Regions from separate parts of the Homo sapiens genome. Here region 2 is linked to region 1. Evidence: read pairs that join two places in POLR2A ChIA-PET (ENCODE). Cell type or tissue: GM12878. All regions are shown on one strand. Links, peaks and the distances in the headings refer to the core of each region. The heading gives the core; the rest is flanking DNA. Region 1 overlaps GIHCG (GIHCG inhibitor of miR-200b/200a/429 expression). Region 2 holds the start of METTL1 (methyltransferase 1, tRNA methylguanosine).

Region 1 (4,518 bases), core at 200-4,199:
TTTGTCACCCAGGCTGGAGTGCAGTTGCGTGATTTTGGATCACTGCAACCTCTACCTCCCAGGTTCAAGCGATTCTCCTGCCTCAGCCTCCTGAGTAGCTGGGATTACAAGCGCCTGCCACCATGCCCGGCTAATTTTTGTATTTTTAGTACAGTTGCGGGTTCACCATCTTGGCCAGGCTGGTCTTGAACTCCTGACCTCATGATCCACCCACCTTGGCCTTTCGAAGTGTTGGGATAACAGGCATGAGCCACTGCACCCAGTGTAGACATTTTTTTCTTAATTATTACTCTCCCATGAAGTTTCAATACCACATATATACTGTATATTTGTTTATGTGCTTTACACACATATCTATGCTTTAGAAAAAAAAATTTCCCTCAAGAATCAATTTTCACCTCCTTGTTGCGATGTTGCCACCCCGTGAATTCATGATATAGGTATTCCATATCCTATTTCATATGTGTACTACTTTTGATATTCCAATACTGCATTATCTATATTTATACATATATTTTGTTTCTGTAGGATATATTTCTAGAATTGAAAGGCTGTGTTGTTATTAATATTTAACATTTAATTGATATTGCTAAAGACTGTGCCAATTATATGCCAATCAATGTATATTGAGAATCTGGCTTCAATTTTTACACTTAAGTCACAAATCCATTTGAAATTTATTCTGGGAATAAGGTAACGATCTAATTATCTTTCTCCTCTAAATCTAGCTCAATGTACTTATATACTTTACTGGATTAATCTTTTCTTGATGTACCACATATTAAATTTGGTAAGTGCTCTTAGATATATTCAGGCTTTGAATTCTGTTCCATGACTGTTTATTTATTCCATTACCACTCTATGTTTATTATTCTTGTTTTATGCTTTGTTATATAATACAATTTCCTTTTATGAATTCTATTTTCTTGTTTTTTTTTTCATGTTTTTTTTTCTCTCAATGAATTTTGGAGTAATTCTGTTTAGTCCCAAACAAGCAAACAACAAAAACAAGCTCTTAAAATACTTTTGGGATTAATATTGGAATTTTACCAAATTTGCAGATTAACTTAGTGAGACTGTAGAATACTTTTAGAGTACCTTATAGAGTTACATTTAAAATAAGACAGAGAAAAAAAGAAATGTTGATTTAATGATGTATACTTCTATATTAGAATATTTTGAGCTGTCAATGACAAAAATCCAGGTAAAACCCAAGGTTAAGTATAAAAGAGAGTTTATTGGCTCATTCAACGGATAAGTCCAGTGGTAAAACTAGTTTTCAGGCATGTCTGGATCTCTGGGTTCAAACAATGTCATCAGGACTTGGTCTCTCTGTCTTCCAGCTTAGCTTCTTTAGCTTCAATATCAGACAAACCTCCATGTGGTTGCAAAGGTGGCCTGTCTGCTCTGTGTCTGTATGTTCTTTAGCACCTGCAATATAACATCAGAGGGAGAGTTTTTTTTTTTTTTTTTTTTTTTTTTTTTTTAATAGTGCCAGCAGGCCAGGTGCGGTGGCTCACGCCTGTAATCCCAGCACTTTGGGAGGCTGAGGTGGGTGGTTCACCTGAGGTTGGGAGTTCGAGACCAGCCTGACCAACATGGATTAACCCTGTCTTTACTAAAAAAAAAAATTAGCTGGATGTGGTGGTGCATGCCTGTAATCTCAGCTACTTGGGAGGCTGAGGCAGGAGAATCATTTGAACCTGGGAGGTGGAGGTTGTGGTGAGCCGAGATTGTGGTGAGCCAAGATTGCGCCATTGCACTCCAGCCTGGGCAACAAGAGCGAAACTCCATCTCAAAAAAAATATATATATATAAATAAATAGTACCAGCAAAAGTACCAATGATGGTTCTCATTGGTCAGGTCTGAATCAAGTGTAGGAATGGGGGCAGTGTGGGCAGTTGGGAATCAGCCTCACTTGAACCAGCTAAGGCTGGTGAGTGGTGGTTTCCTGAAAGGGATGTGGAGCAACCGAAAAATCAGGAATTATACACCATAATACCTATTTATGTATTTATTTATTAGATGGAGTCTCGCTCTGTTGTCCAGGTGGGAGTGCAGAGGTGCGATCTCGGCTCACTGCAACCTCTGCTTCCTGGGTTCAAGTGATTCTCCTGCCTCAGCCTCCTGAGTAGCTGGGATTACAAGCGCCCATCACCACACTCAGCTAATTTTTATATTTTTAGTAGAGACAGGGTTTCACCATGTTGGCTAGGCTGGTCTTGAACTCCTGACCTTAGGTGATCTGGCTGCCTTGGCCTCCCAAAGTGCTGGGATTATAGGTGTGAGCCACCACGCCCTGCTGATAATACCTGTTTATAAAAAGAGGATTTAAAAGCAACATTAGGAAATATTACTAAGTTGAAGTTCTAATACTATTTTTTAGATTATGAAGTTATTTTAGGGCTAAAGGTGAAAAGAAACCAGGCCATTGGGCAAGAAAACATGATGATAGACATTAAAAAGTTACTTGTAATTGAACAATATTTGTTAGAATTATAATGCTTATTCTTGATGTTACTCTTCCTCCATTTCTTGATCTCATCACTGCTTAGATTCTCCAAAATCTTGCTTCATAAATTTGTCCTGTTTTGCAGCTTAATCTTGTCTTTTATTTTTTTCCCCTGCTCCTAAGGAACCCCATTCCCCACCTCCCTAAACAAATCAACAAGCCTTTCAATTCTACTGCTTTTTATACCTCCTCTTCTTATATTCATTGGCCAATTGTTTAAAGTCATCAGTGATTTCCTTAATCATCAAATCCAATGAACTTGGACCCTCCTTGATGGCTTGCTGTCTCTGTAGTATTTGACAATATTGACAGAACTTTCCTTCTTGAAACCCGGAATCTTAGTTCCTATGAAACCCACTCTCCTGATGTTTCTCTTAGCTTTCTGATGACTTTTTCTCTGTTTACTTTGTTGGTTTTTCTTCTTCACCTTCTTTATATGTGGGTGATTCTCAAGGTTCTGGCTTCAAACTGTTTCACTATTCACTCTTTTTTTTTTTTTTTTGGCAGTTTCAAATACTTTCAAAAGAAGGGTATACACTTTTTTTTTTTTTTTTTTTTTTGAGACAAGAGTCTCACTCTGCTGCCCGGGCTGGAGGGCAGTGGCTGCCTCCCCTGCTCAAGTGATTCTCTTGCTTCAGCCTCCCATGTAGCTGGGATTACAGGTGTGCGCCACCACACCCGGCTAATTTTTGTATTTTTGGTAGAGACGGGGTTTTGTCATGTTGGCCAGGCTGGTCTCAAACTCCTGACCTCAAGTGATCCACGTACCTCAGCCTCCCAAAGTGCTGGGATTACAGGTGTGAGCCACCACACCCAGCCTACATCTTCTATTTAACTGCTTCTGATCAGTTCCTCTCCCAACACCTGTGTGATCTAATCCTAACTGTCCACTATCTAGAAAGACAGAGCTTAACTTCTTAACTTCTTCTAAAAAGATCTTTCCCTTCTGAATCCCATGGTACTTTTTTTTTTTTAATGGCACTACTTTAAAACTTGCATTAGCTCCTTATGTGTTAAGACTTGTCTTACTTTCTGGCCTATAAAGTCGCTTTTCCTTTTTCTTTTTTTTTTTTTTTAAGGAGATGGGGCCCCTGCTCTATAAACTTCTTTAAGAAGATTTTCTTCTTTTTAAACTTTTATTTTAGGTTTGGGGGTACACATGAAGGTTTGTTGTAAAGATTATTTCATCACCCACGTATTAAGCCTAGTACCCAATAGTTATTTTTTCTGCTCCTCTGCATGCTCCCACCCTCCACCCTCAAGCAGACCCCAGTGTTTCTTGTTCCCTTAAGATTTTCTAATTCAACTCTGCATCTCCTATACTGTAAAGCACAGTGTTTTGTATTTTTTCATTTGTTTTTTCAACATACATAAGCACTGACTATGTATTGTGCTAGGAGCTGGGTAAGTGGTTAAAAAAAACCCCGTGCTTTCTGCCCTCAGACAGTTTAGAGTCTCGTGAAAATACATATTGTGATATATAATCAATAAAACTTTATTGAAAGAATGAATCTTACATCTTAAACTCCTTTTTCATCTTCTTTCCCCAAACTCCTGACCTACATTCCTGCGCCCTTTCCCCTGATAAATCCCACAGATTTCTCAAATCCAGCAGCTGAATTGGATTCATGTGCTATGGATACACATAAATAAGTTTGCCCCATGTTCAAGAAACTCACAATAAAGCACCTTCTCTCCCCAAACCTTCTGCTGATTTTAGTATCAATGTTACTAACTCCTTCTTATTACCAAGGGGAAATCTTGGTATTCTTTTTGACTTCTTCCTCTTTTTCATATTTAATTCTTTAATTCAAGCAATTATCCCTCTTGTTGAGGTCCTTTCACCTATAGCAGAGGTTGAAAATTAGTGACCCACAAATTGTATCTAGCTAGTAGAGGTGTTTTGTTTTGTATAATATTATCAAAAATATGATTTTCCTGTTTCTCCTGAAAAATCAGGCAACACTGAGTCCTTATTTTTGCAAGAATTGGCTGGAGTTTTAGA
Region 2 (4,221 bases), core at 222-4,221, 160 kb before region 1:
CAGATGAAGGAAGTGGTGGTGTGAGTCCCTAAATGCACCCCCACTGAATTCTTAGTGAAGGGCCCCTGAGTAGGCCACTCACCCCATCATCCCTCCGATCCCAACTCACCCCAACTCTTAGCACGTAGGCATATTCTGCTAGCAGGGTGGGACTGATGATTCGCCACTTGTGCTTTGTCCGCTTGAAATGTGGGTCGGGGAAGAGGAAGAACATCTTTGTCAGCTGTGAGACAGACACACACCAACAGGGTTGTGAGAGCCTGGCCTCCATGCCCCCACCTGCCTACCAGCCTAACCCACCAGGGCCCCTCCCCACCTGGCCCTTGTAGAAGAAGTTAGGAAGGTGCTTCATGGCATTGCTACGGAGACAGGCGATGTTCTGGAAGCCACCTGCAGGAGCTGCGCGTAGGGCCCGAATCCGGTCTTGTACATAGTCTGAGACCTTCACCCGGATCTCCAGACCCAGAATAAGTGTGTCTGGGAACAGCGGTGACAGTTCCACTGCACACAGAAATAGCAATGGAATCATCAACCATATACTTGTAGGAAGTGCAAAGGGGTCAACACAGGAAAGGAAGCCTCAACCTGCAACTACCAAAGTCCAGAACGGCAAGAGAGGACAGAGATACATATATGGATAGTTTTATGCTCAAGAGGCGGGGGGAGAAATGAAAATTGTCACCAGGACCAGAATGGGAGGGCTGAGGATACATGTATATTTGCCATTGCTTTAGAGTTTTCCACAGTGTTTTCACACATTGTGTTATTTCATCCTTATAACACTCTGTGGTAAATTGTGAAGATAAGGAAACTGAGGGTCAGATATGCCGAAGATCATAGAGTTAAGAAGGGGCAGAACTGGAACTTATTTATTTGAGATGGAGTCTTGCTCTGTCACCCAGGCTGGAGTGCAGTGGCACAATCTTGGCTCACTGCAATCTCTGCCTCCCAGGTTCAAGTAATTCTCCTGCCTCAGCCTCCTGAGTAGCTGGTCTTGAACTCCTGGCCTCAAGTGGTCCACCTGCCTCAGCCTCCCAAAGTGTTGGGATTACAGGTGTGAGCCACTGTGCCCAGGCAGAACTGGACCTTAAACCAAGGTTTTCTGCCTCTATGTACCATGCTCTTCTTCTCTATCAGGCTGTTATCTGTTTGGGAAGATCTAAAAATAGGGAGTGGCTTGGCATGCATGGGTGGGACAATACAGACAATACAAGAGGAACCCAAAAAACAGGAGAGTGGGGCAGAAGGAATGAGATCTGGCGAGGGAGGGGCAAAGGGGAGGGGAGATGGTAGAATCTCTGAGAAAAGACAGTTCAGGATCACTGGCCACAACGGCTAATCTCTGATGCTTGTGCTGACCAGCTCACTGACCCGGAACCTGGCAGATGAAATGGCTCATGTAGGGATTGACGCCAGAAAGGACAACCCAGGTTTTAAGAAGCATTTGAGGCAGCCCCCTCCACTCTCCAGGGCAAAGGTCACAGACCCAGAGTAGAGGGTAGGTGGAGCCTCTCCATGCTGATGTCACCAGTGTCTGGACGAAAGGGGAAAGGCCAATTATGACCCCCCACAAAAGTTGCTGAGGCAGCAGAAGCTACTAGGCCTCTTCTCACCCCAAAAAGAGGGCCTGAGTGTTACCTAACAGGCCACCATAGCCACAGCCTATGTCTGCAAACTCCACTTGGGCCTGAGCTCTCTTTTCTTTCTTATCCTTTGGGTCATCGTGGCTCTGATTTTGAGTGAGTGGAGCGAAGAACTCTGGGTATAGCTCAGACCAGTCCATCTCCTCTGGCTTCACAGGGCTATTGGAAAGAAGACATAAGAAGCATGAGAAGGTTGGTCACACCATTGCAGAAGTGGTACTGTGAGAGTGTGTGGGTGGGTGAGGGTGGGAGGTAAAAGGGAGGAGGGTTTCTCAAAAATTCTGTAACACTGGGCCCTGTGGCCTCTAAGAGGGACAATGGAAACCACCCTTAACTCCCAGTGTGAATCATAGGACCATCATGAGGCCCATAAACGCTGACCTGCCCAACTCCACTTCTGGCGGTTGATGTGACCCTGGCCGGGTAACTGCCCTTTCTGGGGCACAAGTTCCCCTTCTCCCGAGACTGGCTGCCTAATGCACTGGGATCCTACTTTGTGTTTGTGCTCTGCGGGGAGGGAAGGTAAGGTAAGGTGCGGGCAGGATTGTGTATATGTTTGCCTTTTTATTAAATCCAACAAACAAAAGCAAAAGATGGAAACGACATTCTGCCTCTATCACTTCAGTCTCAGTAACAATTTATTTCTCTTCCCAAACTTAGCACCGCTACCCAGACTTAGGCCCGAACGCCACGCCCACTCTCAACCCGCCAACTCCTCTCTCGGTCGAATCTCCCGGTCCCACCCCCAAAAACTGACGTCACCCATCTGATCCTCCCGGGTCTACCCCAAATCCTCCCAGCAGTTGCAGCACAACTGCTCTCCCGGCTGCTTTGAGAATCCCGCCCTCCTCTCTCTCCCTCTGCCCACTCCTCACTAGCGCAGCGTGTGGTCCGCCATGGGGTTGGAGTGAGCACGTTGCCGGTAGTAGCGCTTCTGGGGCGGTGGGGCCTCTGCTCCGGCCACGTTCCGAGTCTCGGCTGCCATGATCCCAGTCCGGGGTTTCTCTACCAAATCCACGTGGAGGCGCAGGCCAGAGGCGCAAGTTAATGACGCAGCCATGCGCGTTGGTGGCAGTTCCCGCCCCTTAAAGACCCAAGAGCAAATTCAGCTGGGCTGGGCTGGGCTGGGCTGGGCTAGGTGGGGAGGGCTGTAAGGAGCGAGTGCTGGAGGGAACCTCCGCACCGTTAGCCTCCAACTGGGAGGGCGAGGCCAGGCCCAGGGACCCAACGTTTTCTCTTAGCTTGCTTCTGCCTGGTCTGGGTTACCATCCTGGTTGCAGGCACCTGTGCACCCCACAGGTGAGAGGGGTCTAGAGACCTCGCCTTCTACAGTGGCATCAGTCCTCGCTCCTGTCCCCTTACTCCTGGTCTCGGACCAGTCCGCCCGGTCTGACTCTTGTGGTCCCGTGTGGGTTTCGTCGAGTGTGCGCTCGGGGCCGGGGCGGGAGGGGCAGCTCCTCATTCCACCTCCAGGAAATCGAACTGGAGGAAGGAGGGCAAACTCAGGGAGGCGGGGCTCGTTCCACAGGGACACCACGACGGCTCGCGGCCCCCAGCCTCTACCCCGCTCCGGATCCGGGATCTGAGCGCCGGCCGCGGTGCCCAGGCACTCCCTTGGCGGGCCGGATGGCGGACCCCGGCCCAGATCCCGAATCTGAGTCGGAATCGGTGTTCCCGCGGGAGGTCGGGCTCTTTGCAGACTCTTACTCGGAGAAGAGCCAGTTCTGTTTCTGTGGGCATGTGCTGACCATCACGCAGAACTTTGGGTCCCGCCTCGGGGTGGCGGCGCGCGTGTGGGACGCGGTGAGGAATGGGCTGCGCCGGGTGAGGGTCCGTGGGAGGTCCAGATCCCGGACTCCGCCTCTCCCATATGGAGCCATCCTCACGACTGTCTTTTTCTCTGTCTTTTCTCCCGTAGGCCCTGAGCCTGTGCAATTATTTCGAGAGTCAAAATGTGGATTTCCGAGGCAAGAAGGTGATCGAACTGGGTGCGGGGACAGGCATCGTGGGGATCTTGGCAGCGCTGCAGGGTGCGTGAGCTGGCTTTTTACGGGAGAGAGTGGGGACCCAGGGGCGCGGAGAAATGGTCACTTCGTGGATCTTTGGGGGAGAGGGGAGAACTTTGGGCCCAGTCTAACCCCTTCTTTTTAACAAATTTTTTTTTAAAATTTGTTTTTGTTTTTATTTTGGCGTCTGCTTCTGCGTGCCAGACAGCGCGAATTGCCTGTCAAAGCACCTAGGGTGGGTGATTGGGGAGGGCAGGAAATAAAACTCAGGCAGGCCTATAAGAAGGAGTTGTTTCTATCGTGTTGCTTTTTTTTTGTTTTTAATTTTTTTTGTTTTTTTGAGACGGAGTCTCACTGTGTCGCCCAGGCTGGAGTGCAGTGGCTGCTATCCCCACTAACTGCAACCGCTGCCTCCCGGGTTCAAGCAATTCTCATGCCTCAGCCTCCGAAGTAGCTGGAATTACAGGCTTGCGCTACCATACCCGGCTACTTTTTGTATTTTTAGTAGAAGACGTTTCACCATGTTGGCCAGGCTGGTCTCGAACTCCTGACCTCAGGTGATCCATCTGCCT

The links. Peaks named below come from ENCODE experiments on the same cell type or tissue, not always from the same donor. Only the 100,000 strongest peaks of a DNase experiment are listed, where the experiment ranks them.
Region 2: POLR2A ChIA-PET joins it to region 1 with 5 read pairs; 10 of 35 experiments call an interaction of 5 or more read pairs at or near these places.

Annotation. Positions count from the first base shown.
Region 1 is chr12:57,930,307-57,934,824 of GRCh38, forward strand. It overlaps GIHCG (GIHCG inhibitor of miR-200b/200a/429 expression), which reads right to left. Exons shown (of 3, transcript NR_038269.1): 3 at 1,143-1,431. Among named protein-coding and RNA genes, the nearest start is that of GIHCG, 3.6 kb to the right of the region's middle. In GM12878, for the core only: no CTCF peak of the experiment used is centred there; no DNase peak of the experiment used is centred there; H3K4me3 peaks cover 53 bases.
Region 2 is chr12:57,769,456-57,773,676 of GRCh38, forward strand. METTL1 (methyltransferase 1, tRNA methylguanosine) reads right to left here and starts at 2,650. Exons shown (of 6, transcript NM_005371.6): 1 at 2,519-2,650; 2 at 1,639-1,802; 3 at 317-501; 4 at 110-223. The coding sequence starts at 2,628. EEF1AKMT3 (EEF1A lysine methyltransferase 3) reads left to right here and starts at 3,159. Exons shown (of 3, transcript NM_015433.3): 1 at 3,159-3,446; 2 at 3,562-3,673. The coding sequence starts at 3,270. RefSeq lists enhancers at 1,509-2,708, 2,394-2,683, 2,814-3,323. In GM12878, for the core only: no CTCF peak of the experiment used is centred there; DNase peaks (open chromatin) are centred at 2,416 and 2,676; H3K4me3 peaks cover 2,596 bases; H3K27ac peaks cover 1,785 bases.